Regions from separate parts of the Homo sapiens genome. Here region 2 is linked to region 1. Evidence: chromatin contacts called from ENCODE Hi-C or POLR2A ChIA-PET data. All regions are on one chromosome and are shown on one strand. Each heading gives the region's core, a stretch centred on a gene start or an enhancer-like site at or near the end of the contact. The rest is flanking DNA. Distances are from core to core; before and after follow the strand shown.

What was found. Hi-C counts contacts between places; a loop is a spot of excess contacts on that map. ChIA-PET counts read pairs that join two places held with the same protein, here RNA polymerase II (POLR2A). Pooled maps may share reads with other maps.
Region 2: a pooled map shows a loop between it and region 1 (4-fold over the local background). The contact joins the enhancer-like site here to the promoter of ZNF491 in region 1. A Hi-C loop is called at or near these places in 5 of 50 pooled maps. POLR2A ChIA-PET finds 5 or more read pairs at or near these places in 3 of 52 experiments (HEK293 and WTC11).

Annotation. Positions count from the first base shown.
Region 1 is chr19:11,795,530-11,800,142 of GRCh38, forward strand. It overlaps ZNF491 (zinc finger protein 491), which reads left to right and starts at 2,994. Exons shown (of 3, transcript NM_152356.4): 1 at 2,994-3,198. RefSeq lists a silencer at 1,986-2,155 and enhancers at 2,249-2,760, 2,986-3,085, 3,096-3,255.
Region 2 is chr19:11,622,409-11,626,626 of GRCh38, forward strand. No RefSeq gene overlaps it. Among named protein-coding and RNA genes, the nearest start is that of ZNF627, 27 kb to the left of the region's middle. RefSeq lists an enhancer at 1,230-1,730. Within about 2 kb of position 2,388, at least 13 of the 41 ENCODE cell types and tissues checked have a DNase peak (open chromatin) inside an H3K27ac peak, as active enhancers do.

The DNA of each region.
Region 1 (4,613 bases), core at 1,744-4,243:
CTATTGAGATGATCATATGGTTTTTATTCTTCATTCTGTTTTTGTGATGTGTTACATATATTAACTTGTGTGTGTTGGACCATTTTTGCATTCCTGGTATAAAACCTACTTTATCATGCTGTATTATCTTTTTAATGTGCGGTTGGATTCAGTTTGCTAGTGTTTTGTTGGGGATTTTCACATCCGTGTTCATCGGGGATATTGGTCTGTAGTTTTGTTGTTGTGTCCTTGTCTGTTTTTGGTATTAGGATGTTACTGGCCTCATAGAATGAGTTAGGGAGATTTCCCTTGTCTGTGATTTTTAGGGACAGTTTCAGGATTATTAGTATAGTTCTTTTTGTATGTTTGGTATAATTTTTTTAATGTTGATTTTTAAATTTTTATTTTTTTACTTAGAGATGGGATCTTGTTATGTTGGCCAGGGTGGTCTCAAACTCCTGGCCTCAAGCAATCCTCCTGTCTCAGGCTCCACAGTGCTATGATTACAGGCATGAGCCACCACATCTGGCCTATTTGGTACAATTTTGGTATAAATCTGTCTGGCCCAGAGCTTTCATTTTTGGGAATTTTTTTATTGCTGATTCAATATTGCTACTTATTATTGGTCTATTCAGGATATCTGTTTCTTCTTGGTTCAATCCTGGGAGGTTATACGTTTCAAAAAAACCTATAGGTTTTCTAGGTTGTGAGCATATAGTTGTTCATAGTAGTCTCTGATGGTATTTCTGTGGTATTGGTGTAATGTCTTCTTTTTCAATTCTGGTTTTGTTCATTTGAATCTTCTTTTTTTTCTTGGTTAGTCTAGCCAGCAGTTTATTACTTTTGTTGATATTTTCAAAGAACCAACTTTTTGTTTCGTTTATCATTTGTGTTGTTTTTTAGTCTTGATTTTGTTTAATTCTGCTCTGATCTTTGTTATTTCTTTTCTGCCAACTTTGGATTTGTTTTGTTCTTGTTTTCCTAGTTCCATGGGGTACCATGTTAGGTTGTTAATTTGTTACTTTTTTGACAGAGGCATATAATTCTATAAACTTCCCTCTTAGCATGACTTTTCCTATATCCCAGAGGTTTTGATATGTTGTGTTGCCATTTTTGTTCATTTCAAACAAAATTTTTATTTTCTGTTTTTATTTCTTCTTTGACTCAGAGATCATTCAGGAGCACATTGTTTAATTTCCATGTATTTATACAGTTTTCAAAGTTCCTCTTGGTATTGATTTTTAGTTTTATTCAGCAGTCTGAGAAGATGCTTGAAATGATTTTGACTTTAAAATTTGTCGAGACTAGTTTTGTGGCCTAACATATGGTCTACCTTGGAGAATGTTTCACGTACTGATGAGAAGAATGTATATTCTGCAGTTGTTGGGTTCTGTAAACGTCTGTTAGCTCCATTTGGTCCAAAGTCCAACTTAAGTCCAATTTTTTTGTTGATTGTCTGTCTTGATGATATATCTACTACTGTGTGTGAGGTGCTGAAGTCCCATACTATTATTGTATTGCTATCTATATCTTTCTTTAGGTCTAGAAATATTTGCTTTATTAATTTGGCCTCTCCAATGTTGGATGCATATATATTTAGTATTACTATATTATCTTGCTGAATTGATTCTGTTATCAGTATCTCATGATCTTCTTTGTCTTTTTGTACTGTTTTTTATTTAAAGTCTATTTTATCTGATACAACTATCACAACTCTTGCTGAAGCACAGTGGCGAGATCATAGGTCACTGAAGCTTCAAACTCCTGGGCTCAAGATCTTCCCACCTCAGCCTCCCGAGTAGCTGGGACTACAGGTTCAGGACACCACGCACTGCTAATTTTTAAATTTTTAGTACAGACGAGGTGTGGCTCCGTTTTCCAGGATGATGAACTCCTGGGTTCAAGCAGTCCTCCCGCTTCAGCCTCCAAAAGGGTTGGGATTATAGGCGTGAGCCCCCGCACCCTGCCTGCAAGTCTTTTAATTCACTTCAATTATCTTAGAATTTTCCTTCCCCACTTTATACATACGTACAGTGGAACTGAGGGTGTTTGTCTCAGGTAACCGATCAATGAAGTGAATAACCTGTAGGGGGCAGCAGAGCCTAAGGCCAGTGACACCCTGCTGAGGCCAGTCTGGAGCCGGCAAAGGGAGGGAAAGGGAGCTCCCCTGGGTGTTTCCCGGGCAGCCTGCCCTCTACTGCAGGTGGCCTCCAGCTGCTCAGAACAGCTGCGGAAGGAATGTGGATCCTGAGAAGCTACAGAGCCCTGGAAAGCAGGAGACTCACGTGCAGGTGCACTTTGTGTAGGGGGGTTGGGGGGAGGTTCTGTCCTTACTGGGGCTGTACCTAGAGCCTAGGGACGTTTTGCGGGGGCAGTGTTTGGTTTTTACGTGCAAAGGGTCCCGGCGACAGACTGTAATTTGTACATACAAAGATAATCTGTGAAGATCAGGCTCAGTAAGATTTGTCTGACATGTCACCTGGAGAAAGGGTTTGTGAAGGTAATAGTTTACTTAGGTTAGAAGCTTAAACTGACCCCAGGTGAGAACTTCTGCTGGTGAAAATGAAGTCTAGGGGGAGGAAGCGGTTCCATATTCAGGGGTGGGACGGGGGGAGTGTGAGGAAGTCTCATCCCCAATTCCCGCCCTGTAGAGGACACCTGCCTCTCCCTCCTGGTGCAGTCTTGCCTGGCCTGGCCTGGCCTGGATTTCCTTCCTGCTATGAGGCAAAGGAATGACTCCATTGAACACCGAGTCTGGAATTCCCAGCACACATTTCTGAAAGATCGAGGAAGCTAACAGTGCCCCTTCTAACAATAAGTAGCAAGTTTGGCTGAAATGCAGATAGCCAACGACCAGGGCGCAGGGAGTGAGCTTAGCCTTAGAAAGGCTGTAGCTAGGATTAATCAGCCGGGCTCTGCAGGGCTCCGTTACCCAGGGCTTACCCTGTCACTCAGGGCTGAGGGGCGGAGCCTGGAACCCCATCCAATCAGGGGCCCTGGGACGGGGCCCTGCCAACTGTCAATCCGGGGAAGCAGAAGGCCGCACTCAGAGTCTCTGCACTCCTTTGTTGCTGGGGTCCGTTGCGTTCTGCATCCAGTCCTTGCTGCTCCGAGAGGCCCCAGGTGCCTCCGCCACGGCTCCTGTGACGCTGTCACCTGCGCTGTGACCTGCTCCGGAGTCATAAAGAGGACGCCGGGACACCAAGAAGCAGGGAAATGGTAAAGTGCCCGGCCTAGCGTCCAGATACGTGGAAGAGGGGCTGGGTGGAACCAACAGGATCCTGCTGTGGCGGGACCCAGGCCTCCGCTCGGGCGACCCCGGCGATTGGGACCCGCGTCCCCCATGGCGTGGCTTGGCCCTCGGTCCGCTCGGCCGCCAGGTGGGGCTGGGCCCGCAGCTGGGACCCCGGGCGTCCTGTCCCGTCCCTACGCGGCGACTGCGGCCCCGGCCCCGGAGTCCTCTCTGGGCAGCTCCGCGCCCGCAGCCCGGCGTCTTCCCAGATTGTGCGGGGGCCACGGGAGGGTCATGGGGGGTCGGATGTGTCCCGCCTTTCTTCTGCTAAAAATTAAACTGAGGCTCTGTTAACAGTTAAAGAGTTTGTTGGAGCAACAGCGATTCCGAGTGAGAAACACCCGGTCATGGCTTGTGATTGAAGAAAAGGCTTTTATAAGTTGCATGAGGAGGCAAACAGGATTAAATACTTGATTAGTTACAGTGATGCTGTCGCCGTATGTGGACTTGTCAACCTGAAATAAAAGAATCAGATTCCAGTTTTTTAAAGTTTACTCAAGCAAGAAGCTGGGAATGGCCCATTTGGGAAAACACAGGATCCACGGAAATGGGCTCAGTGTTTCAAATTTAAAAGTTTAAGTTCTTGCTTATATAGGCAAGAAATTTAACAGGATTACAACGTTTTTTATACAAGGCTAGTTTGTGAGGCACAACAATTTAATCAGAGTTTGGCCCGCCCCCCTCCCCCCGCCCCCATAGAGCTTTTTTTTTTTTTTCTTTACATTTGGGTTTCATTTCCTTTCCAATTTAAAAGAGTATATTTAACATTCCAGCGTAAGGCAAGGTGATGCCAGCGTGGACAACATGGCGAGACCCCGTCTGTACAAAATATTTTAAAAAATTAGTCGGGTATGGCCGGGCGCGGTGGCTCACGTCTACAATCCCAGCACTTTGGGAGGCCGAGGCGGGCGGATGACGAGGTCAGGAATTCGAGACCATCCTGGCCAACATGGTGAAACCCCGACTCTACCAAAAATACAAAAATTAGCTGGGCGTGGTGGCACGTGCCTGTAATCCGGCTACTCGGGAGGCTGAGGCAAGACAATCGCTTGAACGCAGGAGGCGGAGGTTGCGTGAGCCGAGATGGTGCCACTGCACTCCAGCCTGGCGACAGAGCGAGACTCTGTTAAAAAAAAAAAAAATTAGTCAGGTATGATGGCCGCTTCTGTAGTTAGTCTGGAGGCTGAGGCAGGAGAATTGCTTGAGCCCAGGAGGTGAAGGCTGCATCAACGACAGTATTGAATTTACAGCTAATAGGCAAGGTGAGGGAGAGGATGGAAGTTGGTTTAGTGTCAAGAATTAGGGAAGAGATTGTCAAACGTAGGGAAAAGGGACTTGATTG
Region 2 (4,218 bases), core at 1,138-3,637, 170 kb before region 1:
TTTGAAAAGCATGGCCAGTATAAGTGGGTCCATTGTTAGTTTTTAATTGTTTAGGTATTCCCATATGAGCAAATGATGACAGATGATGTCACCATACATGACCAGCTGTCTCACCTGTTTGGCATGTAGCATGCAGCATTTGAGAATAAGTGAAATAAATTAAGCAGTTCTGGGTCTAGTGTACTTTTAACTGTAGCAGTTTCTACGCGACTGGCTACATTTACAACATAAGCTGAATCACAGACAATGTTGATAGGATCTGAAGCTGTGAGCTGTAAAACCTGAATGACTGCAGTTAGCTCTGAATGTTGAGCTGAAACCCCAGAGGTCGTTATTGTTTTGGGACCTTTTTGGAATCACAAATACTGGAGAATTCCAGGGGCTAACTGACTTTTCTTTTTTTTTTTGAGACAGTCTCGCTCTGTCGCCCACGCTGGAGTAAAGCTCTGTCTCCCGGGTTCATGCCATTCTCCTGCCTCAGCCTCCCAAGTAGCTGGGACTACAGGCGCCTGCAACCATGCCCAGCTATTTTTTTTGTATTTTTAGTGGAGACGGGGTTTCACTGTGTTAGCCAGGATGGTCTCGATCTCCTGACCTCGTGATCCTCCCGCTTGGGCCTCCCAAAGTGCTGGGATTACAGGCGTGAGCCACCGCGCCCGGCCTGCTAACTGACTTTTCTATATGTCCTGTGTTCAATTGCTCTTTTACCAACAGATGAAGTTCATCTAGCTTCTTTTGTGATAGGGGCCATTGATCCACCCACACAGGTTTGTCACTGAGCCATTCTAATGGTAAGGCAGTGGGCAAAGGAGAAATATCAAATATCAATGACCCCCCCGTCAGAAATCCTTGTGTCCTAGCCCTTTTCTATCTGTTTTTCCAGTTACTGATATCGGGTTAGGATTTCATTGTAGAAATTTCCCTAAACCTTTTTCACTCTGATATCCCATGTTCTTCAACATTTTAAATCCTGGATTATCAAAGTTTTCATTTGTAAGTCTCCTATCCCATGCTGTAAGTCTCGACCCCATAAATTGATGGCTATATTTGCAACATAAGGCTGCAAAGTCCAGAGCAAGCTTAAAGTTGTAAAAGTTCTTTAATAAATAAACAGAGTAACCTGATAGGACGGGCGCGGTGGCCCACGCCTGTAATCCCAGCACTTTGGGAGGCCGAGGCGAGCGGATCACGAGGTCAGGAGATCCAGACCATCCTGGCTAACACAGCGAAACCCCGTCTCTACTAAAAATACAAAAAATTAGCCGGGCGCGGTGGCAGGTGCCTGTAGTCCCAGCTACTCGGGAGGCTGAGGCAGGAGAATGGCGTGAACCCGGGAGGCGGAGCTTGCAGTGAGTGGAGATCGCACCACTGCACTCCAGACTGAGCGACAGAGCGAGCCTCCGTCTCAAAAATAAATAAATAAATAAATAAACAGAGTAACCTTAGCTCTCTGAGTGCTAGTAAACTCAGATCGAGTGATTGAATTATGTGGTCTCTACTAGCCTGCTGCTTTTCCATGTTTACCAGACCCATCAGTAAACCGTGTTAAAGCCTTAGGTATGGGGGAGTGAAATACCGCTTCGAATTGCCTTTTACTTAAACGAATCCTGATGATATGAGGGTCATAACTTAGCATTTGGACTGCATTAATCATTAAGATTGCTAGCTGAAATAGTAATAAGTTTAAAAAGAAAATCTGAACGCGTCTCTAGAAGCAGAGACTTAAATGATATACTTTAACCATGTGCTTAAAACCACGGGCGGAATAGCTTAAATCTTGTAATTGAGTTTTTGGGCTGACCAAGTTTATGGACTTTAATCTGGCAAACAGTCTTGAAAACAGTGACTCACTGGCTGGGGAACTCAATTTAGGACTCTTTTAGCAAGTACAAATCACACTATCTGTAATCAGTGGGTAAGACAGTCATTCATGCATAAGTTTTCACTACACTTACAACTTTTCTTCACTTTCTGAGAAGGACACAACATTTTTACCTTCTAATTTGACAAATATCATTTAATTAGGTTTAAAGTTCTCCTTTAAAGGGTAATGTGTGGTTTTACATGCCTAGCTTTTAATTACTCATTAATGAATTCGTGGGCCCTCTGTAATCTCTTTCCCTTCAGAGGTTACTGTTTTACTTAAATTGAATTTGGAAAGCTACCTTAGGGGTAGGAGAGAGATAACAGTGGCCATTATTAGAAAAGAGGTTTTTCAAATTCTTACATTTTACTTAAATCTTAGCAGAGAATCATAGTCTGGGACGTACGTAACACATGAACTTTTGCTATGGGCTGCTCACAGAGCCAGAGGGCTGCGGTGCAGGTCCTTGGCGGCGGCCGCATTGTACTTGCTCAGGTTTTGCCTGTGTCTGCGCCGCTCCCTCCCTCCTTTGCCGGGGGTGGGGCATGCTGCCAGCCTGGGCGGACCTTGTGGGCTTGGTCGCTGCCAGCTTTTCTGCTGCTGAACCTTCTATTCCGCCCACCGCTTGCTTGGTCGCGCGGTTTCGGCTTCTAATGCCTTTTTTCTTTCTTTTTTTTTGAGACGGAGTTTTTGCTCTTGTTGCCCAGGCTGGAGTGCAATGGCGCGATCTCGGCTCACCGCAACCTCCGCCTTCCAAGTTCAAGCGATTCTCCTGCCTCAGCCTCCCGAGTAGCTGGGATTACAGGCACTTGCCACCACGCCCGGCTAATTTTGTATTTTTAGTAGAGACAGGGTTTCTCCATGTTGCTCAGGCTGGTTTCGAACTCCCGACCTCAGGTGATCTGCCCACCTCAGGTGATCTGCCCGCCTCAGCCTCCCAAAGTGCTGGGATTACAGGCATGAGCCACCTCGCCCGGCCTTTCTTATCTTTTTACAGACATACACCTGCTTGCCTTGCCGATTTTGCATTACTGAGCAGGTTAAGAGCTCTCCTTCTAATGCTGCCTGCTCAAGACAGGGACTGATAGCTGTAGCGTATCCTCTGTCCTTTTTCCTATCTATTGGAGGAGGAGGCTTAGGTAAGACCTCTGTTTCCTCTTTGTTATTTTTGGCCCAGTGATATTGGGGCTGAGGGAAGAGAAGGTGATAAGGCAGGTGACGTTTTCTCCTCCTTCCTCTTTTTAGGCTCTTCTGTGTGTAAACTGAGCCAGGACTGCTCTAATTAAAGCCCATAACGTTAAAGATTTTACTGGGACCTGATGCCTTTGCACCTGATGTTGTTCAAGATTTCTCCCCACTCATTCCCAGAGTTCTAAGCCTAGCGTTCCTTCTTCCGGGAACCATGGGCTTATGTACTCCATTATTGACCACACTAGTTTTTAATTCCTTCAACAACTTAAATTCTAGTGGGGTGTGTTCATGAATAAACTGCTGTGGATTATTTGAATCGGGCCTTACGGAAATAGGAAAAGTGCAAGGTCCTAAGGGCTCTCCAGCTATGGCAGCAGAGCATAAAGTTGTTTGTTTTGGGGTCTCTATTTCTGCTACTGAAGGAGGCAGTACAGATGTTTCTGCGATTGGAGGAGGCGGTATAGGCCAATTTTTATCCTCCCTCACCTGTTTTTTATTTTCAGTTGGCGCTGTGGGTGGGACAACAGATTCTTTCAGATTTTTAGACTCAGCCTGCTGTCCCGCAGAATAATAAGGAGCTAATGGCAGAAGTACAGTATGAACTAAACTCCAAGTGGAGAAAACTGAAGAATCAACTTTAAAACCTTTTTGATGAGCCTGTTTTAATCCTTCTCCTGCTCTGTCCCAATTTTCCGCATCAAGAGTGCCTGCCTGTGGAAACCATGGGTGATGCGTGAATAACCATTTGTGGCTTCTGCAGGAGGTTAGTTAGTGCCTGCGAATTAACCTGAGCTCCAGACTGTCTCAACAGAAACTTAAGCAAGTGCACATAATGTTTTTCTTCAGTAGACAAATTCTTCCCCTTGTTAACCTGATTCAGAAAACTTCCCCTTCCCAGTACTTCTTTAAAGCACTGCCCCCAGTACTTCTTTAGGGCACTGACCTTACATACGCTATCGGCAGACTCATCCCGGAGTCCCCGTGCGTCTTGTCAATTTCAGTTCCTCTACTCCAGCAGACCTTCTTCGTTCACGTCCTCATAGTCCCGTGTTTGGACTGCCGCCTGTTCGAGTGCCACTTATAGAGCTTCCGATCCTGTCGCTGTTTGGGGTGCCACTGTGTAACCTGCACGGACCTAGGGGGACTGAACAAAGGGGGGCGAA